Regions from separate parts of the Homo sapiens genome. Here regions 2 and 3 are each linked to region 1. The links are chromatin loops, found by intact Hi-C in ENCODE. Cell type or tissue: IMR-90. All regions are shown on one strand. Region 1 overlaps PCSK5 (proprotein convertase subtilisin/kexin type 5). Region 2 overlaps PCSK5 (proprotein convertase subtilisin/kexin type 5). Region 3 overlaps PCSK5 (proprotein convertase subtilisin/kexin type 5).

Region 1 (8,000 bases):
AGGATGCAGATTCCTCCACCTATCAGACAATGCCTGACAAATCCTCCAGCTAAGACTAAGTAATCAAAGATTGTGCTCGACTCTCTGTTTTTTCAGCCACCAAAAAGTCACTGCACAAATGTATAGATCATCCCCAGACCCTCTCTCCTGGTCACTAGTATATTGTGACAATTATTTAGTGTCCCTAAATGGCAGGAATAAAACCAATATTCAAGGCCGGACGTGGTAGCTCATGCCTATAATCCCAGCACTTTGGGAGGCCGAGGCGGGTGGATCTCTTGAGGTCAGGAGTTCGAGACCAACCTGGCCAACATGGTGAAACCTCATCTCTACTAAAAATACAAAAAAAATTAGCCGGGCGTGGTGGTCAGTACCTGTAATCCCAGCTACTCAGGAGGCTGAGGTGCAAGAATCACTTGAACCCAGGAGGCAGAGGTTGCAGTGAGCTGAGATTGTGCCACAGCACTCCAGCCTGGGCAACAGAGAGACTCCATCTAAAACAACAACAACAACAAACGAACAAACAAAAATATATAATATTCGACAGGCTGCAAATGGCTTCAGCAGTGACTCAAGCATCACACAACCTTGGTGGAAAGGTTCAGGTATGGCAGACCACGGGCTTTGAAGGAAGATGATGGCTTCGGCTGGTTTCCTGAAGCCACTTTTGGGAATGGAAGCACTTTCCTCTGCTACTGTTAAACCATTTGGATTTTCTTAAGTGGTTTCCCCCGGTAGTGCTGGAGAGTCCTAGGAGTAATTTCTGCACATTTATCTTACCTCATATTTCCATCATTGATTAAAACAATGTTATAGCAGGTTCTAATTACATATTCTGCTGATAGTCTAATCTACAGAACACAGACATGGTGAATTAGCTTTGTGTTTGTGACCACATCCTAACAATTTATCACTAGCCTGTCTCTTGATCTTAATTCTAATCCTTGGGGAAAGACTGAAATCCCAGAGTTAGTCACAAACACTGAAAGTCACTCACATGTGAAAAAAAATAAATCGACTTCAGTAGTGGGAAGATACGTTGCCTAATAGTCACTGAACTTTAGAAAACTTCAAAGATGCCATGGAAATCTGATTTTTAGAGAGACTTTATAGATGTGTACAGCTGTCTCACTTAGAAATGAGTACACCATTTTTAGTTATTTAACCTACCAGAACACAGAGTGCAAAAAAACACATGGCACTGGGTAAGTAATTAACTGTTTGGCCAGTAGGACAAAGGAAGCATCTGTATCAGCTTGCCCAGATCGTTATATACTCAGGAGTTCTGGAAGTGGATTGTGAAACCATTGACAGCTTGAAATTAGCTATGGTGGGAGTATTTACACCACAGAAATTGGAAACACTACAAATCAGGTTTTTGGTTTTTCATTTTTCTAGAGACCTGTCTTACCAGCACACCATTATTTTGGCTTCTATCAAATTACTTCAGAATTCAAATTTATTGCTGAAAAATTCTAAAGCCTATGTCTACACCCTCTAGCAGATGCAGGCTTTAGGGCACAGCACACATGAATTCAAATCCCAGCTCTGTGTTTTGCTAGCTGTGTGACCTTCAGTGAGTTACTCATCCTCTCTGAGCCTGTGTCCTTCTCTGTAAAGTGAAAACATGAAACTGCCTCACACAAAGTCATTTTAAGAATGAAATGAGAAAATGTATATAAAGCTCTCAGGACACATATAACACAATAAAGTCTCGTCTACTCCCTAACTATTTGACTCGGTCCAGTTTTAACACTTGAAACACCAGTTTGCTTTGAAAGCAGCATTCCCTGGGTCACAAAAGAAAGCAATATTTGGGGCCATGCGCAGTGGCTCACACATGTAATCCCAGGACTTTGGGAAGCTGAGGTGGGCAGATCACTTGAGGCCAGGATTCAAGACCAACCTGGCCAACATGGTGAAACCCTGTCTCTACTAAAAATACAAAAATTAGCCAGGTGTGGTGGCACGCATCTGTAGTCTCAGCTACTTGGGAGGCTGAGGCATTAGAATCACTTGAACCTGGAAGGTGGAGGTTGCAGTGAGCCGAGATCACACCACTGCACTCCAGCCTGGGCAACAGAGCGCGACTCTCTCAAAAAAAAAAAAAAGAAAGAAAAGAAAGAAAGCCATTTGAGAGGGTATAGAGATAAACAGGGCTCTAAGGGAAATGGCCCTGGAAAAAAAGGCACCAGATAATGGTAAGTCGGGATACCTAATAGGCAGAATCCTGACTTAGCCAAGAATGTATACTCACAAAGATGTTGAGAGCAGCTTTACGATTTTAAAAAGAGAAGGGAACAATCTCAAAAATATAACAAAAGAAAAAAGCTAAATGAATTACCATCCATACAAATAAATATGCAAACCATTGAAAATGATGTTTACAGCTGGGCACGGTGGCTCATGCCTGTAATCCCAGCACTTTGGGAGGCCAAGGCAGGCAGATCACGTCAGTCCAGGAGTTTGAGACCAACCTGGCCAACACGGTGAAACCCCATCTCTACTAAAAATACAAAATACTAGCCAGGCATGGCGGTGCTTGCCTATAGTCCCAGCTACTTGGGAGGCTGAGGCAGGAGAATCGCTTGAACCTGGGAGCCAGAGGCTGCAACAAGCTGAGATGGCGCCACCGCACTCTGGCCTGGGAAACAGAGCAAGACTCCTCGTGGAAAAAAAAAATGATGTTTACAAGGAATGCTAATGACAAGAGAAAATACCTACGAGATTTATAGTGTTAAATGCAGTGTTCAGGGTCAGTCTTATGTGTACAGAAGCTATAAATGATGACACATCTATACATAGATGTAATTATACTCACACACTCAATATGAAGATGAGACATCCATGTACCACAGTATACACAGCAGACATTTCTGGGTGGTGGGTTTATAGGTGAAGTTTATCTTCTTTATCCTTTTTGCATTAAAAAAAAACTAAACACTTTTTTTTTTAATAAAAAAGAAGCTGTGTCCACTGCAAACCTATCTGTGGTGAAGAGCCTGCTGCAGGAGCGACGAAGGTGGAAAGTTCAAATCAAAAGAGGTAACAGGGAAATAGGGAGGCAACAATCACAGCAGCAGAGACTATCTCTGGAGATGGTCTCCGTGGAGAAATCACCCCAAGAAGCTGGGAGGCCAGAAGCAAATGGGGTGCAGAGATGCAGAGGTCATTAGAAAAAGTTGGAGACAGGAGGGGCAATAAACACAACATATCAGTGGGCACTCAGAGGGAAGACTGTGAGAAGTTCCGCAGTGGAGATTTCTGTAACAGATAAGGATATTCGTGACGAGCTAAATGGTCATGGCTGGCAGAGGCTATCAAGAAAAGCCTCTGTCCTTGCAGAACTTTAATAGGCTAAGGAAGCACCTCTGCCTTCCCAGTCACCGCAGCATTGTTTGAAATCACAAAGACTGGAAAAAACTAAGTGGTTACCAGCAGGAGATGAGAGAAATAAAGTCGATGTATTCATACAATAGAATACTATGGAGCCACCAAAAGGAAGAGGTTCTTTCTGTACTGATAAAGAATGATTTCCAAATATATTGCTTGTTTACTTTACAGGCAAGGTGATAAACCGTGTGAATAGATACAGCTTGTATGAAAAAGGGTGGAGAAGGGATTGGGAGAGAGACATCACAGTACATGCCTTTTCTCCATTTTGCACCATGAGTGAATTATGTATTAAATAAAAAATAAATACAATAAATGAACCCCTTGCTTTATATAGTTTAGCTACAGTCATTTCTGAAGAATGGACACTGCACTTTCTGGGTCAAAGTGGTTCTTTTTTTTTTTTTTTTTTTTTTTTGTGGTCCTGTCCAGTCTAGAATTTCCAAAGTTGGAAAAAGAGAAACTATGATCACGGTTAAAATTTACTTGTTGAGATTAAGTCCCCAATCTTTTATGATAAAGAACTCTTGCTGAGGAGGACTTTATGCCCTGCCCAGGCCTAATTGCTAAGTTAACTGCTTGTACAGATCTCCCTCTGGTGGACATATGAAGACATTACAGAATTTTATTTTATTTTTATTTGTTATTATTTTTTAAGGGACAAGGTTTCACCATGTTGTCCAGGCTGGTCTCAAACTCTTGGCTTCAAGCTATCCTCCCACCTTGGCCTCCCAGATTGCTGGGATTATAGACATAAGCCACCGTGCTTGGCTGACATTACAGAATTTCATACCAGGAGTATGCAGTAAAATACCAAATTGCCAGAACGTGAGATACATGTAATTATAAATATGTGCATATTTGTAGATATAGACATTAAAACTTATACAAATATGAGAAAATTGATGAAAACTCATGTCTTTATAAATATATTTTAGTATATACATGATAACATCAAAGGAAAATCAGCCTGAAGCCTGGACATAGAACATTGAAGATTTGCACGGTGTTCACTGTCTGATTAATATTGTTGCCTTATTATTCTTTGAACAACTGCTCTCAGCCATTCAGTGAGCATCTGACTATTAGCAACAGGATTGTTGCTTGCCTTTCGGCTGCCTTCTCTTTGGGGCTGAGTGATACTGCAGTTTTAAAAAGCCCTCGGGGACAGAATCGGTTACTTTGAGAGGCATGCGGAACACCTTTGTGACAATCCTGTGGCCAAGGTGGCTCTGCACAAGGCTAAATTCAGCCCTTAGCAGATGCCCCAGAGAGAATACATCAGTCAATCATCAGCTTTAATTAGTGTATTGGAAAACCAGGGGGCTGGCTGCAGTGGCTCACACCTGTAATCCCAGCGCTTTGGGAGACCAAGGCGGGTGGACCACCTGAGGTCAGGAGTTCAAGACCAGCCCGGGCAAAATGGTGAAACCCCATCTTTACTAAAAATACAAAAATTAGCCAGGCTTGGTGGCAGGCACCTGTAATCCCAGCTACTTGGGAGGCTGAGACCAGAGAATCGCTTGAACCTGGGAGGTGAAGGTTGCAGTGAGCCAAGATTGCACCACTGCACTCCAGCCTAGGTGATGGAGCGAGACTCTGTCTCAAAAAATAAAAGAAAGCCAGGGTAAATTTTTATCTCCAAGCTAGGAAAAAACCAACTACCCAGCCTGGCAGCCTAATCATTTATATCTCCATCTCCACCTGTATTTGCATCTATCCGCATATCTGTGTCTATCCATCCTATCTATGTATGTACCTTTCTATCATCTGTATTTGAATCTAGTTTCATCTATGGCAAGGCTCATCAGCTTTGTATCCATGATTGTCATCACAGAAGCTGAGCAGGCCACCCAGGTATGAAACCAGAGGGAAGGAAGAGGGGAGTAAAACAAGCCTCAGAAAGGGAGTGGAATGGTGGCAGGAGAGAATCAACAGGAAGCTGAAGGAACTACAATTTACTGCGCCCCTATGTTAAGCACTTGACACGTATTATCTCATTTAGTCTTCACAACAATCCTATAAGGGCAGAATTATTTTCTCTCATTTTAGAGACAAGGAAAGTAGGATTCTGAGAGTTTAATTACTGTATCCATGTGCCCCTATGTTAAGCACTTGACACGTATTATCTCATTTAGTCTTCACAACAATCCTATAAGGGCAGAATTATTTTCTCTCATTTTAGAGACAAGGAAAGTAGGATTCTGAGAGTTTAATTACTGTATCCATGTGCCCCTATGTTAAGCACTTGACACGTATTATCTCATTTAGTCTTCACAACAATCCTATAAGGGCAGAATTATTTTCTCTCATTTTAGAGACAAGGAAAGTAGGATTCTGAGAGTTTAATTACTGTATCCATGTGCCCCTATGTTAAGCACTTGACACGTATTATCTCATTTAGTCTTCACAACAATCCTATAAGGGCAGAATTATTTTCTCTCATTTTAGAGACAAGGAAAGTAGGATTCTGAGAGTTTAATTACTGTATCCATGTGCCCCTATGTTAAGCACTTGACACGTATTATCTCATTTAGTCTTCACAACAATCCTATAAGGGCAGAATTATTTTCTCTCATTTTAGAGACAAGGAAAGTAGGATTCTGAGAGTTTAATTACTGTATCCATGTGCCCCTATGTTAAGCACTTGACACGTATTATCTCATTTAGTCTTCACAACAATCCTATAAGGGCAGAATTATTTTCTCTCATTTTAGAGACAAGGAAAGTAGGATTCTGAGAGTTTAATTACTGTATCCATGTGCCCCTATGTTAAGCACTTGACACGTATTATCTCATTTAGTCTTCACAACAATCCTATAAGGGCAGAATTATTTTCTCTCATTTTAGAGACAAGGAAAGTAGGATTCTGAGAGTTTAATTACTGTATCCATGTGCCCCTATGTTAAGCACTTGACACGTATTATCTCATTTAGTCTTCACAACAATCCTATAAGGGCAGAATTATTTTCTCTCATTTTAGAGACAAGGAAAGTAGGATTCTGAGAGTTTAATTACTGTATCCATGTGCCCCTATGTTAAGCACTTGACACGTATTATCTCATTTAGTCTTCACAACAATCCTATAAGGGCAGAATTATTTTCTCTCATTTTAGAGACAAGGAAAGTAGGATTCTGAGAGTTTAATTACTGTATCCATGTGCCCCTATGTTAAGCACTTGACACGTATTATCTCATTTAGTCTTCACAACAATCCTATAAGGGCAGAATTATTTTCTCTCATTTTAGAGACAAGGAAAGTAGGATTCTGAGAGTTTAATTACTGTATCCATGTGCCCCTATGTTAAGCACTTGACACGTATTATCTCATTTAGTCTTCACAACAATCCTATAAGGGCAGAATTATTTTCTCTCATTTTAGAGACAAGGAAAGTAGGATTCTGAGAGTTTAATTACTGTATCCATGTGCCCCTATGTTAAGCACTTGACACGTATTATCTCATTTAGTCTTCACAACAATCCTATAAGGGCAGAATTATTTTCTCTCATTTTAGAGACAAGGAAAGTAGGATTCTGAGAGTTTAATTACTGTATCCATGTGCCCCTATGTTAAGCACTTGACACGTATTATCTCATTTAGTCTTCACAACAATCCTATAAGGGCAGAATTATTTTCTCTCATTTTAGAGACAAGGAAAGTAGGATTCTGAGAGTTTAATTACTGTAGCCATGTGCCCCTATGTTAAGCACTTGACACGTATTATCTCATTTAGTCTTCACAACAATCCTATAAGGGCAGAATTATTTTCTCTCATTTTAGAGACAAGGAAAGTAGGATTCTGAGAGTTTAATTACTGTAGCCATGTGCCCCTATGTTAAGCACTTGACACGTATTATCTCATTTAGTCTTCACAACAATCCTATAAGGGCAGAATTATTTTCTCTCATTTTAGAGACAAGGAAAGTAGGATTCTGAGAGTTTAATTACCGTATCCATGTGCCCCTATGTTAAGCACTTGACACGTATTATCTCATTTAGTCTTCACAACAATCCTATAAGGGCAGAATTATTTTCTCTCATTTTAGAGACAAGGAAAGTAGGATTCTGAGAGTTTAATTACTGTATCCATGTGCCCCTATGTTAAGCACTTGACACGTATTATCTCATTTAGTCTTCACAACAATCCTATAAGGGCAGAATTATTTTCTCTAATTTTAGAGACAAGGAAAGTAGGATTCTGAGAGTTTAATTACTGTATCCATGTGCCCCTATGTTAAGCACTTGACACGTATTATCTCATTTAGTCTTCACAACAATCCTATAAGGGCAGAATTATTTTCTCTCATTTTAGAGACAAGGAAAGTAGGATTCTGAGAGTTTAATTACTGTATCCATGTGCCCCTATGTTAAGCACTTGACACGTATTATCTCATTTAGTCTTCACAACAATCCTATAAGGGCAGAATTATTTTCTCTCATTTTAGAGACAAGGAAAGTAGGATTCTGAGAGTTTAATTACTGTATCCATGTGCCCCTATGTTAAGCACTTGACACGTATTATCTCATTTAGTCTTCACAACAATCCTATAAGGGCAGAATTATTTTCTCTCATTTTAGAGACAAGGAAAGTAGGATTCTGAGAGTT
Region 2 (8,000 bases), 120 kb before region 1:
GGCAACATGGTGAAACCCCATCTCTACTAAAAATACAAAAAGAAATTAGCCGGGTGTGGTGGCACGCACCTGTAATCCCAGCTACTGGAGAGGCTGAGGCACAAGAATCACTTGAACTCAGGAGGCGGAGGTTGTAGTGAGCCGGGATCGTGCCACTTCACTCCAGCCTGGGAACAGAGTGAGACTCAGTCTCAAAAAAAAAGAAAAGAAAAGAAAAAAAAGAACTATAAATACAAGTTTAATGTATCTTTAGATGAGAAATATTTTTTCTTGCAGTTCTGAGGTTTTCCTCTAAATACTAAAAATAAAAGTACTTCATTAACCACCTGAACAGAGTATCTTAAATACACATGTAGTTACTTTTATTCTAAACAGATAGCATCCTAGAATCAATAAACATGCTTGAAATTAAGACCAATTGAGCTTATCAGAGCTGGATTGTATTAGATTTTGTGATGTTTTGCTTTGAGCCTATAGCATTGCTATTTATATTTTAACTAGCAAACTATTTTGTCTTCTCGGATAGGAGAAAGTAGATCCAAAAAACATAAATAGAGTATAATAGTAAGCTGTTACTCTTTATTCATATTTTGGTAATGTTTCCCATTCAAATTTTGGAATGTTGAGATTCAGAACAGTTATATATCTTTGTGGTTTTTCTGATTATATCTCTAAAACATCAATATTGGCACTTGTGAGAGAACCAAGACTATTATTGCATTATTATCCTGCAACCTACAATGCTAAACTTCATCTGGGACAGTTTAAGATGATAAAAGAAACAGCATAGTATGTGAATTTGCCATACAGTGAGAGCCCTTTTGGCAAATATCAAGAATAAATGTTTGGGATTTTTTTTTTTTTAATTCTAGAAGTCATCTGGTGAAAATTTAGGGCCACCCATGACTCCTTTCCTTTGGAGCTGCAATTTTCACCTTCATTTAGAAGTCAGCCAGATTAGAGACACAGATGGCGTTATCATAACCAGATTCCCGTACTGTGTCATTGGATCCAAGGGACTGTGAGATCACAGCTGGCTGAACTTCAGTCCATAGACAGCAGAGACACCACTCCCCTGGTGTACGATGGCAGATGGCTAAAATGTCCCAAGTTGCAGTAGCTATGGAATTTGGAGATCGATTTGAAGCTTTGGGGAAAATAGAAATAAGCAGTGCTGTCAAATGACTCTTGCAGTTAATCAGAAGTATATTCGAGTCTGCAGCATTTTGAAATGACTTATTTCCATTCAGATGGAGAAGTCATCCCTAGTACGTGATTTGCTACATCTAAGCAGGAATTTTTACCTAAGTATCAGGGCCTATGTTGATCCCCTCTCCTCACCATGTGATACTGGGCAAGCCACTGAAATTCTTGGAAAATCAGTTTCTTCATCAGTAAAATGAGGGTATTTGACTACCAGATTTTTCTCTAAGTCATTCCACCCGAGTTCTAACATTTTTTTATGTTTCTGTGATTCAGTTAATTATGAAACATAGTCCCATAATGACTCAAAGAAACCAAGGTGTAACAGTAAGTCCTTTGGGTTACAATAAGTAGATTTTCTACTACCCTTGACTTACTATTTGTACATTTCATTCAATATATTTATTGCTAGTTAAAATCATATGAATTTTCAGTGGGAAAGAGTTTGCAGATTATGAGACCAAATGTTCCAGAATATGGAGAACAAAGAAGAGAATTAAAAACTTCTATAACTAGCCCATGTCATTAGAAAGTTTTTCATCAATCACAAAATAGCTCCATCTTTCTGGCATTTTTTTTTCTTACTGTTCATTATCTTCAGTTCTATACCAAAGAATATGTAGTAAGAGAGATTGGGAACTTTCATCCCAGGTCTGGAATCCTTTAAGCTTGCTTGCGTTTTTTTTAAATTTATATGTCATTTTCTTTTGTTGAATTGCCCATTGGCCTTTGTGTAGGATGCAATTTTAAATCTATTATCTGTGTCTGAGACTGGATGCTGATAAGCTTGTGCCAGGTGCTGTAATGGTGTTTCTTCCTGGCCACAGTATTTCAGAGGTATTCAGTAGCTTTAATGAGACAGGTCATTTGGTCCAGGCGTTAAATAATAATGCTTTTTTCTTTTTTGTCAACAACTTCTCTCTTTTCTACAAATCCAATCTTTTTACTATTACACATACTTAATTGCAGTTGGTTTTTTTCCAGTTGCTACAGTTCATTTGAATTCTCAAATATTTATCTACCACAAGGCAGCCATATATGCTTTGAAGACCAGGCCATGACTAGAATTTACATTCTTTATACCTAGGTAATTGAGGTTGCCTAGGAATCAAAAGTCAAAAAAAGTCAAGAGCTCATCTCTGGACCTAAAGCCACATTGACAATTATTCCTCTGTCTTAAAGAAACTCTCTGCATAAGAAAAAAAAAAGTCTTATTTTTATACCAAATTCAAGGTAAAGCTGACCTGCTCTAAAATCATTTTTCCAAGTATTGTTCTAATGTCTTTTGGAAAGGTCCCTGCGACCCTGAGTGCAGTGAGGTTGGCTGTGACGGGCCAGGACCAGACCACTGCAATGACTGTTTGCACTACTACTACAAGCTGAAAAACAATACCAGGTAAGAGAGGTGCCAAGTCACATCCCCACAGCATGTGCCAGGCATCTTAGGAGTTCCTGCAAGGCTAATACCATGGGGTGTGTGCAGGCCACTGGCATCTTCCACTATTCTCCCACCAGGACCGAAACATAGAAAAGAGGCTGCTGTGCAGGCCGACTGCCTCCCTGTGTTATTCAGAATGGTGAAAACTATATTGAGTTACAAAACGCAAAATGTGCATGTATGCTGTGAAACTGCAAATGTCTTCTCTCACGTTTGGAGGACGGTGGAGGAACCAGCTAAGCACCTGCCCCTCCAGACCTTTCTTTTTTTTTTTTTTAATTGACAAGTAAAAACTGCATGTATTTATAATGCATAACATGATGTTTATATATATATGTGTGTGTGTGTATATATATATATATATACACACACACACATATACATACGTACACACGTTTTGGAACAACTAAATCCAGCTATTTAACATATGCATTAGCTCACATACTTATCTTTTTTTGTGGCCAGAACACTTAAACACTACTCTCGTCACAATTTTCAAGTACACAATAAATTGTTATTAACTCTAGTCATCATGAGGTACAATAGATTTCTTGAACTTATTCCTCCCATCTCACACAAGTTTCATGTCCTTTCCACCCCACTGATGTTTGATTTCATGGCTTCACAAAGATGCCAATGCACAGGCCAAACTGATGCTTTTCCACATTTTCCAGCACATAGGCCATCAGTGTGGCAAAGGGGTTGGTCCTGCTTGATCTCACTCTTCTGCCCTGGGCACTAAGGTGGACCCTGTGCCTCTGAGCCCCTGGTGTCTGCTTGAGCTGTGCAGATATGTTTCCTGGGCAGAGCCAAGGAATGGTGACTGCCCCCATCAGAGTTCATCCTGACCTCCCCTTGTCTCCCACAGCCCCACCCACCTTCTCCCTCCTCCTTCAGGCGAAAACTCACTAAGCATAGCTGCCACACGGTTCCTCCATACTCCAGTCCCCCAGACAGACCCAGACGTGTTAAGAATTCCTGCTGTAAGTCTGCTGGAATTTAAATTCCTTAAGAGAAAGGAGGACTTTGGCTATCTCCCAGCCTCTGTTATCTCCTGCACTTAGCAACATGCCTGATATTTAATTGGTGCTCAGTAAATATTTGTTGAATGGATAAATAAAGCTCTGTGCTTCCATTATGGGCAAACAAGGAAGTTTTTTTTTTTTTTTAAGTGTTCTCATATACAACATAAATTTAAATATATTTATATTAATTTAGACAACAGCATACAACCACCACCACCACTCACACATGCACATACAGGATCCATATGACAAACAACACACGAAAATAGAAGTCACACCTTTTTAAAGGGACCTTTTTGAATAGAGTTGTGGTTCCCACATAGTTTTCCTCTGATTCACCACCATAACCTTCCTCTCTGTAACCATCATCATTTTTCAAGAGCTAGGTGCAAACCAGGAAATGGTTTGACAAGTCCTTGGTAGATTTGGTGTTGGGTAACTGCATTGCTACTTCAGCACACTGTGCAGGAGGAAGTTTAACAAACAATCTGGCTCTCTGGATGTGGTGTTGGCATCCTGGTTTAAAAGTGATTTGGAAGCTGAGCTCAGCCATTTGCTCAGCACCTCCAAGAGAATGCTGGGGACTGGTTTGCTCATGACGCTGCCTTCTTTCTTATTGTTTCACAATGCAGGATCTGTGTCTCCAGCTGCCCCCCTGGCCACTACCACGCCGACAAGAAGCGCTGCAGGAAGTGTGCCCCCAACTGTGAGTCCTGCTTTGGGAGCCATGGTGACCAATGCATGTCCTGCAAATATGGATACTTTCTGAATGAAGAAACCAACAGCTGTGTTACTCACTGCCCTGATGGGTCATATCAGGATACCAGTAAGCTCACTTCAAATACTTGGGTTTTAGAGAAGAAATGTGGTGTTTTCATTTGAGTGACCTCAGGAGGGATAGCCTCTTTGTGAAATCTGGAATTGTGCTTCATATCAAACAGGATCTAGTTCATTCATTTTAAGAGAACCCTTTAGAAGCTTCATGTAAAAATGCTTATAACTTTGTCAGAGTATCCTCAAGACCACCCCCAGATTCAGTGATTTGCTGGGAGTATTCACAAGGCCTGGGGTATAGTCGTGCTCATGAACTCACAGATAGGAGATATTACAGCAACAAATCATCAAAGGGAAAAGGCATATGGAACAAGGTTCAGCCACACAGGGCATATTCACTTCCCCGTGCAACAATGCGTGACGACGTGCATGAAATGTTGTCTACCAGGGAACCTCATTAGAGACTCAGGGCCCAGGGTTGTCACTGGGGGCTGGTCAGACCTGACACATACCAAAATTCCAGAGTCTTCAAAGGAAAATAGGTGTTCACCATAAACCATATTGTTTATACAAACAGTTTAGACAAAGTGAGCCACTCTTTTCAGGGTAGTGGGAACCCTCCCAAAATTCAAGTTCCCAGATGTGCCAGCCATGGGCCAACCTTACAAGCAGATTTGCTAAGGACAACATTCAGGCTGCTCTTTTCTGCATACTGACCAAATAGACACCAGGCCTGTATGATATCAAAATATACTTTTTAAAAAGTTCAAAAAATATGACTGTCTTTTAAGAGTAGAATGAACATTTGTCAATGACTTATTTAACCCACTAATGAGGGAACTTGCAAGGTGACAAATAGGGCTAAAAGATGATCAGGTACTGTAGTCCACCAGGAAAGGCAAAATGGAAATCCTTTTGCTAAGTTGGAGACAAAATTGAATAATTTAATAATTTTCTACATGGCAATACAAGTAGAATTTGGGGGAGTGTTTTTTTTTTCTAATGAATAGGAGTAATTTGCAACTTTACCAAACAAAAATGTGTACCTTAACACAGAGTTTGGGCCCTAATCAGCCATCATTAGCAAACAGACGAAGGTATATTGCCCTAGAGAATTAAATAGTCTTAAGGTAGACCTATTAGACAGTGCTCTAGTGTGGCTCTGAAAAGGACTGCAGTTATCTTTTCCTTTATTTCTGAGTTCTGGATAATTTCTCTTAACAAGGACCTCATACCATGGTATATGATGGCACTGAAATTTCATGTTTTTGCACAACCTAAGGAGACAAAGAGAAAACTCAAGTTTAAAAGAACAAGAGTTATTTAAAATAAAATCAGACAAGAAATCTGAAGTGAATACTCTTGCTTCTTAAGAAGTGAAATTCTCTCTGGTTTCAAAGAGGAGCATTTCTCTGTGAGGCAGAGAGGGTCTTTCAACTTACCCTTTAGGGCAGTGGGTAAGGACTCTGCCTTTCTTGCTTGCCCCAAAATTTAGAACATGAAATTTGACTTGAGGGAGAAAGGAGAAATTGGGAGACAGAAGGGGGCATAAAGAATCCACAGAAATATGCAGTATTCCTTGTGAGGAAAAAAGTCAAAATTCTATCAGGAAGGTTGAGCCTTGAAAAAGAAATTTGATTCTGGAATGTTGTATGACAGAACCAAGGTAATTGAGAGTCCGTTGTTTCCAGAGCCTAGAAGGTAGATAATTAAGGTGTTCAAACTATGACTTCAGCTACCAGGAAGTGTTGATCCAAGTGGTTTGTATATCTCTCTCTTTCTATGTAATTGCCTTATGTTATAGTTTTCCTCTCTAATGAGTCCATTTATGTACAACATGATGATCACATATGATAATGACTAGTAATAATTACTGCCAACACATTTACAGTGCTTAATAGTTCATATCGTTCCCTTGAATAATTAATTTTATTTAACTTCTCAAGACAACCAGAGAGGTGGGTAACATTGTAATCTCATTTTAATGAATAAAAGAACAGAGACCCTGAATTTGCCCACTGGAGGTGCTTAAAGCAGAATGCAAATCTAGGTCATCTGAGTTAAGATTCTATGCATGTGCAGTGTTCTCAATGAGACAGTGAGAGAGACCGTATGATGACTACTGTTAAGATTGTAAGGGGCTTCGTATTTCATGCTCAGAGGCTCAGACTTGATCCAGCAGGCCCTTGCAGGGATCCACTAAGCTGTGTTTCTCTATGGAACCCTGAAGAACATCAACATTTAAAGAGCAGATGGAAGCCCATGAAGAAAGCTTCATTCATTTCTACAAATTCACATGGATATAATCCACTTGCATATCAGAGCAGGTACCAAGACATTAGCAAAATTTTATCTAAGGTAGAAGGACTTTCTTAATATGCCAAATATTTTCCTCCACAGAACAACCATAAATTTGCCAACTTTTTTCAATATGGACCTGGTAGTAACTAGGAAAGCAAGTATTCACAGTATACTTGTTCAAATGATACATTTCTATTCTCCAGAATATAGATTTCTCCAGAATAGAGATATTATCTGAATTGTAATAACATTTATACCAATTCCACTGCAGCTGTAAAGTGCAAGACACTAAAATAGTGTTTAAAATAAACAATGTTAGAAATAAGCAATCCTTACCCTTGCAGTCTTAAATGTAGATTCCCTTCTCTAGTTCAGCTCAACTGACCAGTCCTAAAAGCTATGAGCATGGGGGTCTACATTCCCATTCCTTCGTCTCAGGCATTGCCTTTCAATCCCTATACAGTGATGTTGTCCCAGCTTCATGAGGGGGATTTGCACTGTTGCAAGTTAGGAAACCCTCCTGGGGAGAGAGACTAGGAAGAAGAAGAAAAAAAAAAGACCTATAAACTATTCAACTAAGAATTAGCTAGGCTATCATTTTCTTGTCTGCAAAATGGCAGAGAAGTCTAAGGTGTTTTCCAGTGTTACAGTTCCTGTCTGTACTTGGTTTGCTGAGAAATGATAACAAATAGTGATTCTGTGGCTTTTCCTGCAATTGTCTAGTCAAGGCCATAGGTACTGTAGCATACATTAGCAAGCATTAGAACATCTCTGATGCTTTTATGGAATCCAATTGACCAACTGATTTACAACTTTCTCTTTTTTTTAACAGAGAAAAATCTTTGCCGGAAATGCAGTGAAAACTGCAAGACATGTACTGAATTCCATAACTGTACAGAATGTAGGGATGGGTTAAGGTAAGAGAGTGAAGGATTTTATCAAGTAACACAGCCCAAAGAGCTTCTCAATGTAAATAAAATGAAAAAATGATAAACAAGTAAATAAACAGCTCTCTTATGATCTACCCTGGGTTTGACTCCCATTCAAGCACTTGATTGCTATTTGCATTATCTCTGCTATTATATGTGAAAAATGGGATGCTGTGTTGGCTAAAGAAGGGTTATATCCAAATAAATTCTCTTTAGAAAAGATGGCTCAGATAAAACTCAATAAAAATGGCCATTTGAGAGGCATTCTTTGTGCTTTTTAACCTGCATTGTGCCAGTCAAGGATTACTTTGCAGGTAATACCAATGAATT
Region 3 (8,000 bases), 140 kb before region 1:
AAGAATGTGCTGGTGGGTTACAGAGCAAGGGATGTGAACCCCCTTTATGCTAATCCCCAAGCCTCCACTGTACCACAGTAAGTGGTTCTCACAGTGTATTCCATAGATCAGCTACGTCACTATCACCTGGGAACTTGTTAGAAATGCAAATTCTTGAGATCCATCCCAGACCTACTCAATCATACACTCTGGGGCCAGCAATCTGTGTTTTAACAAGCTGACATCAATGCATACTCAGTTTGAGATCTATTACCTTCATGAAGATGAAAGAACCTTGTTCCTTTTTCACCTCTCCCTTGCATCTTTCCCACTAACTGGTAATCCTTTCAGTGACCCAGTTATTTTGGTGATAGCACTGTTGTTTAGTATCCAGCTATCAGCTGCTTATCTTACATTGTGTATTTATTCCATGCCTCCAGGTTCACTCACCTGAGCTCTGTGATGTCATTTGCTCAAACTCTCCATCTCTCTCTGTTACAGGACAATCCGCCCTAACAGTGCAGTGCGCTCCATCTACAAAGCTTCAGGCTGCTCGGATAACCCCAACCGCCATGTCAACTACCTGGAGCACGTCGTTGTGCGCATCACCATCACCCACCCCAGGAGAGGAGACCTGGCCATCTACCTGACCTCGCCCTCTGGAACTAGGTCTCAGCTTTTGGCCAACAGGTACAGCAGTGGTCTCTGCCCACCAGTGTAGTAGTCACAGCGACACTCGGCTATTCCTTAGGTAGAAGGGAACAGCTGCTGCTTTCACCTAACCTGGGAACCAGCAGAGGGGGTGCTTAGATGTCAGGATCTCACTGCTCATAAGTAGAGAGTGTGAAGCTGCCTATAATCTGTAGATGTGGAAAAGTGGGGCATTTAATAGTTGGCTAAGAAAAGGATGCAGTAGAAAAATTGAAGGCCACTTGTTCTTGATCCTACAAAAGAATTGCAGAGCACTAACTCGTAAGGCCTCTGATATCCCCTCCCCCACCATTAAGTATCTGTTGTCATTCGTTACAGATTAACCGAATTCTCTTGCCCAAGCACTTACTTTCAAAACTTAAAGGAAATTCTAATTTTTTAAAGCAGGTGTTAACAGATTTTTTCTGCACAGAGCCAGACAATAAATGTGTTGAGCTGTGTAAGCCAGGTCTTTATCCCAACTACTCAACTCTGCCATTCGAGTACAGAAGCCACCTAGACAATATAAATGAATACGGGTGCCTGTGTGCCAAATCAAACTTCACTTACTGAGAGGCGCAGGCTAGATTTGGCCTGAGGATTATGGTTTGCTCACCCCTGTTTTTAAGGTTGCCTCTTCAGTCCTTTTTTTTTTTTTTTTTTTTTTTGAGAGACGGAGTCTCACTCTGTCTCCAGGCTGGAGTGCGGTGGTGTGATCTCGGCTCACTGCAGTCATCGCCTCCCAGGTTCAAGCGATTCCCCTACCTCAGCCTCCTGAGTAGCTGTGAGTACAGCCGTGCCCCACCATGCCTGGCTAGTTTTTTGTATTTCAGTAGAGACGGGGTTTCACCACGTTGACCAGGATGGTCTCGATCTCCTGACCTCGTGATCCATCCGCCTCGGCCTCCCAAAGTGCTGGGATTACAGGCATGAGCCACCGCGCCCAGCTGACTCTTCAGTCTTTATTGCCCTAGAGGGTATTCAGTTTCGCTTGTTAGCCTCTCCTCCCTGCTTCCTCCAAAACACTTCCCCAGCATATAAGTAACTGTATTTTGTACAGGCCAAGATCCTGCTGAGACAATGTGGCCAGAATGTTCTATCACTCATTTTCTTTTGCTCCCTTGGCTTTTTGAGTGGTTGGGAGCATGGGAGAAAGTTGTTAGCAAGTGGGACCGGAGAGGGGAGATGTCAGCTTTTCTTGTGATCCTCGTTCTCATGGTGGTTCTAAATGACAAACCACAGCCCAAAGCCTAAAGCTTCTTTGATTTTTTTTTCTCTCAGAAGAACATTTAATGGGAGCAAAAACTTTCTTATCAGTGGCATATATAGTTCAAATGAAAGTCAACCTTTTATATAGACATAGCCACTTGTCCACACACCAGGTGACCATGGCAGAGGTGATCTTTGTTAGAACACTAACAACAGGCCAGAGGTGTTGAGAGGCAAGAGGCCCATGAAAGTCTGCACGGCCAACAGTGAGACCGAACTTGCCAGTTGCTTTTAAAAATCCCTAACTTCATCTACTATAGGACAGTGAGAAAAGGAGAGAACAATAACTTTTCTGGCTTATAGCAACTAGGAGTACAGAATCTGATATCTTTTTTTTTTTTCTTTTTTGAGATGGAGTCTTGCTCTGTTGCCCAGGCTGGAGTGCAGTGTTGGCACAATCTCGGCTCACTGCATCCTCCACCTCCTGGGTTCAAGCAATTCTCCTGCCTGAGCCTCTCCAGTAGTTGGGATTACAGGCACACGCCACCACAGCCAGCTAATTTTTGTATTTTTAGTAGAGACGGGGTTTCACCATGTTGGCCAGGCTGGTCTTGAACTCCCAACCTCAAGTGATCCTCTTGCCTTGGCCTCCCAAAGTGCTGGGATTACAGGCATGAGCCACTGCGTGCAGCCCGGAATCTGAAATCTTCATGTGCATTTTATTTCTGTGCTTAGACTTGCTGTGTTCTTTCAAATCTGACGTCTTCCATTAGTGTATGGGAAACCTGGGTTTAGTACTTTAAATGTGATGTGCAGCTTTGCCACAATAAGTGTATGCAGGTGCAAGGAACATAAGGATTCCTCAGCATAGGATCGCTGGGCACTTCCTCATGTCCTCCTCCCACTGCAGACAAAGAGCCCTCAGCAGGCCGCCTGCAGGGTAATTGCAGGTACCTGCCTGAGGTTTCTTTCCAGCAAGCAAAACTTCAGATACACAATTACGTGATTAATGAAAGTCTCTCCAGCTGTGGTTACCGAAGCTAGGGAAGGCCTTTATTTCTTGCTTTTTTTTTTTTTCTTTACCATTATTCATCTGGGTTTAACTTGAAAATGTATCCTGGTGAAATACTGTGAAGTGCAAAGGTTTGCTTCACATGTGTGGATCGTGTTCCCCCGAGCCCCCTTCCTTGTAGAGAAACAGTCCCTCCGCTGTTGCTGTTTGCTTGAAAAACTCAACCTCTTCAGCCTGTCTGGGCTCTTCCTGCATATTCCGCTATTTATTTTTGGCTTCCCCTGAAATGACGTCAGTGAGGAAACTTGTGAGCAGAGGAGCTATGGATTCCATCACAGGCATTTGGTGGATTGCAGTGTTGCTGGCTTCAGGCTCGCATGCATTCTTCAACAGCCAACATCTGCTTTGCTCTTTGCAAAGTGCTGAACACAAGAGTGCTGCGTGACTTGTGTCGGAGAAAAGAAACAGGCATTTCCGACGTGCGGTGACCGGCACTCCTATAGCGCACCTCAGTCTCCCTCATCAAGACCACCTGGGAATAAAGTTTGCTCCCAGAATGTGTCTTCTTGGTCTGGAGCAGTTTCTTCAAGTGTGGCTCTCGTTTATCCTCCATCTCAGTCCTGAAAATAAGTAGCCACTGAAGGGAGGTAGAGAGCCTGGAGATTGGAGGGGGCTGGAGACCCCAAGAGATGTAAAGGATATTGTGAATTCATTTGTCTACAAGCTCTGCAGAATTATTGCTCTGAGCAGCTGACCCTTTCCATGTGAAACAGCTGCACCCAGTCCCAAAACCATGAATGGCCACCTTCCAAGGCCTGGCTCCCCCGTTCCTGCTGTGCTTGACACTGGTAGCGTCCCTCCTACCGAGGCAGCTAAAGAAAGACAGTTTCTTTTGGCACTCTATCCATCTGGAGTATTCTGAAGCTTTCATTTCATTAGAGGAAACTTCTCCTCAAAACCTCTCAGTCTCTGACCTAGTGGCAAGGAGGCCTCATGCCCTCTCACCTTGGCCCCATTTCAAAGCACATTCCCAGAATGGAGAGCTGGGAACAAGGGCACAGAAAGGGGTGGAGAGGAGGTGAAGCAAAGGCCTGCTTTGGTCCTGGTGTCCTTCATGTTGGTATGCAAGGCAGTCCGTCTCTGTGGTGGGGAAAAAAAATGAAGAGGTCAGGTTTTAGAAGGAATTTGCCAGAGATGATTGGTAAGAGCAATAAATATTTCCCCTGCCAGACCCTTGTCTTTTTTTCAGAGAAGTCAAGATTTCTCAGGAGGACCATGTAAAGCAAAGAACAAAGATTTTTTTCTTAAATAAGAATTCTGAAAAGTTTAAAACAATGTTTCCCTAGCAGAGGTGGTTTGAGATGCAGATGTTGGCTTCTTGTGGCAGACTTTTCCTCATTTTATCTGTCCTACCCCTCTGGGGGTAGGGGTGATTCTTTTCATCCCGAATTAGAATTTCCAACACTGCACACTTAACTAGCCTGGCAGCCAACGTGGAAAACTCCCCAAGGCCTTTGAAGCAGCTCCTCTGCTCCATGGCTTACTCACAGCAGGCTGCGTGTTGGCTCCTGGGAGAAGGAACCAGAATCTGGAGGCTCACTTGGCATCACCTCTCCTTTGCAATGAAAAAACCAGAGACCAGACAATGAGGATGAAGCAGAGGGGGAGAGTCCAGAGGACAGTGCTCTCCTTTTCAGTATTGACAAAATATACGTCCTATCTGGGGACCTGAAACTATGGTCACTATTTATGGTTGGCTTTCCAGAAGTCCTCATTTACTTAGACATTTCAGTGAGGAATTTCTTCAGAATTGTTTATCTCCTCACCACAGGAATTCCTTGAAAGTCTGTTTTCTGAGAAGTGCTGAACACGTTGATGTAGTCTGTGTGGGCCGTCTGGAGCCCCTCAGTGGCTCCCTGTCCTGGCTGACGGGCACTTGCCTGAACTCCTGTGAAGAACAGCTGTTGGAGGAGGAACAGTTTCCCCAAGCATCTGCAGGTGCTAAGCGCTGGAAGGCACTCAGCAGCATTCAGAACTCCAGTCCAGCTTGAGCTCTGTGCCCCATTAGCCCGGCGTGCATGCTCCCCTGGCAAGCCCCGTGGATCATTCAGTGGGTGTGTGCCGTGGGTCAATGGAGAAGTCCTAGAATGGACTTTCCTTTGCTCTTCCCCTGCCCTCCCACCCTCTTGGTTCTCCCCTTGGCCTGTATACCCTGCCTAACAAAAAGGCAAATTGAATATTCACAGCAAGTGATTTACTTCCATAAAGAGCATGGAGGTCGAGTGTGTAGGGAGAAGCCAGGTGGGCTTGGGTCCTTTGAAAATGTTTTTAGATGAGAGCAACTTTAGATATAAGCCTATATACTATGACACATTCAAAGTCTGCCTGTGTCAAAATTTTTCAAACAAAAGCTTATCCCAGCAGATTCTTTCTTCAGCTGCATCTGTTAGAATTATAAAAAGCTGTCTTTTTTTTTTTTTTTTTTTTCCTGAATCTCCCTTATTGAGTTTTAGATTTAGCTTAGATGTACTGGCCCTCTGTTCCAAATTTTGGCCTCGATTGAAAGGTGAAACTTTGCCTCCCTTTCTAAATTTAATTACAGATGAATATCTCTGCTTCTAATTATGGCCTTAAATGGAGAGAAGGTATACTTTCTAATCTGCAAAACCTATGGAGTCCTATAATTAAATATATTTTAAATGTAGTGTTTATGCTTCAGTCATTTCTGTCACTTCCCTACCCAAATGTTCAATGACAGACTATTGACATTTGTAAGGCATCATGGTATATAAATGCATCTGTGGGTTGCAGTAAAAATTACACTTTTGCAGTGAATGTTTTACATTCCAGTAACACCCAACCACGTGAACCTTCTTCCTTCATTCAAAAGAAGGTACAGCCTTTGGAGTTAGACAGAGCTGGGTTTTTCTTGACTTCACTGATATCTGTGTTTCAATTTAGAAAGCCTAATTTCCTCATTTATAAAATAGATGTAATAGTATATACCTCACAGGGTTGGTTGGTACACGTATTAAGATCACGTACAGTTACATACTTAGCACAGTGCCTAGCATAGTAAGCACTTAATAAGTGGTAACTCTTATTTACACAGTGCTTCTCCAAGCACCTGGTACATGACTCTATCAAATGCAGTTGGCTGGGTCCCTCTCCCAAAAAGTCTAATTCTATCAGTCTGCGGTGAGGTCCAAGGATGTGCATTTCTAATAAGCTCCCAGGTGATCCTGAAGCTGCCTGTCCACAGACCACACTTTAAATAGCAAGGATTTAAAAGATCATCCAGCTTTTTCATACACATTCTTATTACTTTTGTGTCATCAAAAGACTTGGGAGCAGTATGCTGCTGGATGCTGTGCAAGGAAATTACAAAGGGGCTTATAATATAAAACAGATATTTCAATAAAAGCCATCTACTCTAAAATGAATTAAATCTTGAGGAAGATTAAGTACTTATGTACCCACAAGAAGGAATGCATTTTGGGGTTGGTGAATGAATTGATAATAGCTTGCATATTGGAAGGTTTTTTACCAAAAAAAAAAAAACTTATCATTTTAGGTATTACAGACCTCTAGAACCAGTTCCTTTCTCCTTCTCAATCTTTCTTAAAGAAGTAATTGAGATTAGGAAAGAGAGAAAAAGCAAATAGTATGTTTTAAATACCCTGTATCAGAAGAAATTATTTAAAACTTACAAAAACCAAACATCTAAAGAAAACCAAAAACTCAACTACAGTGGAGCCAAATGAGTTCTTCAAGCTCTACCTTAAATTGTAATGAATCACTTTAAAAAAATAAAAAATAGAAGAGAGAAAAGAGAAAATTTCCAGGAATATTAGCCTGATGTCTAGTTCTGTAGTGGACATAAATACCATTTGAATAGTAGTGGATGATTCTGAAATTAAGATCCATTTACAATTTTAGAAATAATTATATGATAACACATAGCTGTCAGTATTTATAAAACATCTTGTTATTTAGTTGCCATAACATCACAGAAGAATGCTGTGGCCTTGATACATTCACTAGACTCTTTAAGAGGAAGGGAAATAAAGCTTACAGTAATTATGTAAGTTATTTCCTGAGTTAATTCCTCAAAAGGATATACTACACTTGATGGTCATCTTTTCTACCAGGCTTCATCCAAAGTAATTTATTTGGAAACCACTTGCAGGGATAGGGCTGTGGGGCACCATTTCAATAACTGGATGCATAATTTGTGCCATCGCATGCATATATCATTTCATCGAGCACGTGATTATGAAGTCAACTTTGACAGGACAGAATTTCACTGCAAGAGAAGTGGATAAAGGCATGGAGTTAATGTACTTAGGCTTTCAGCACACTGGCTCTGCTTTATTGACATTTTACCCACACTAATAATGTTGGCATGTGTCTGATCTCTTCACTGTTGGCACAGCGTGGATGTTCACGCTGGGCATTAAGCTTTTTAGTTGATAAAAGAAGATCCCACAATTGGAATCTCCGTAGCAGGTGTCCATGGTTCGACACTTGATTGTCTTAAGCAAGTATGTTCTTTGCAATGCAAAGCAAACCTACAAGCTATATTACCTTTTGTTTTATGCAGAGATGCAGTTTCCTTTAATGTTACAATGGTAGAAAATAAGAAGTAGCTGAAGTATTGAATCCAAGTTAAAACACACAACAATGTGTACTTATAAAGGACGGAATGAAACTAGCAATGTAAAGCCCAGTTAGGTGATACAACAACCATTGGTGCCTGTTTTTTTTTCCCCATCAACTCTTTCAGCAAAATGTGATGGTTGTGTTTGGCTGCATTTTCATTCCTCTCCTCAACTCTTATATTCACATGAAATTAATGAACATTCCAACTCTGAATAATGTGAAGAGACCAGGGGGTGGAAAACTGCTTAGCCACATAGACAGAGCTCATTTATGTTTGGGCTTTGAAACACTTACTTGAATTCTGATTTGTGGATATTTCTTCTTGGCAGTCAGTTTATATTTAATTTTTGTGCCCGATGTGATTTGAAAGTGATTGGTAGCAATGAAATGACTTTCAAAGGTGGACAGGAAAGGGTGGAAGGGAAGAAACGTAGGGTCTGCTAATCCA

What was found. A loop is a pair of places that touch in the nucleus more often than their neighbours do. Peaks named below come from ENCODE experiments on the same cell type or tissue, not always from the same donor. Only the 100,000 strongest peaks of a DNase experiment are listed, where the experiment ranks them.
Region 2: a loop joins it to region 1, with 2.7 times the contacts of the local background. A loop is called at or near these places in 3 of 110 quality-filtered maps.
Region 3: it touches region 1 in a loop (2.7-fold over the local background); 2 of 110 quality-filtered maps call a loop at or near these places.

Annotation. Positions count from the first base shown.
Region 1 is chr9:76,299,173-76,307,172 of GRCh38, forward strand. It overlaps PCSK5 (proprotein convertase subtilisin/kexin type 5), which reads left to right. Exons shown (of 38, transcript NM_001372043.1): 28 at 2,965-3,045. Among named protein-coding and RNA genes, the nearest start is that of RFK, 91 kb to the right of the region's middle. In IMR-90, a CTCF peak has its summit at 3,980 (motif pointing left); a DNase peak (open chromatin) is centred at 3,959.
Region 2 is chr9:76,177,100-76,185,099 of GRCh38, forward strand. PCSK5 (proprotein convertase subtilisin/kexin type 5) reads left to right here. Exons shown (of 38, transcript NM_001372043.1): 15 at 2,497-2,599; 16 at 4,299-4,492; 17 at 7,574-7,658. Among named protein-coding and RNA genes, the nearest start is that of RFK, 210 kb to the right of the region's middle. In IMR-90, no CTCF peak of the experiment used is centred here; DNase peaks (open chromatin) are centred at 3,662, 4,072 and 4,452; H3K27ac peaks cover 1,114 bases.
Region 3 is chr9:76,158,503-76,166,502 of GRCh38, forward strand. PCSK5 (proprotein convertase subtilisin/kexin type 5) reads left to right here. Exons shown (of 38, transcript NM_001372043.1): 12 at 481-669. Among named protein-coding and RNA genes, the nearest start is that of RFK, 230 kb to the right of the region's middle. In IMR-90, no CTCF peak of the experiment used is centred here; DNase peaks (open chromatin) are centred at 3,219 and 4,779; H3K27ac peaks cover 2,137 bases.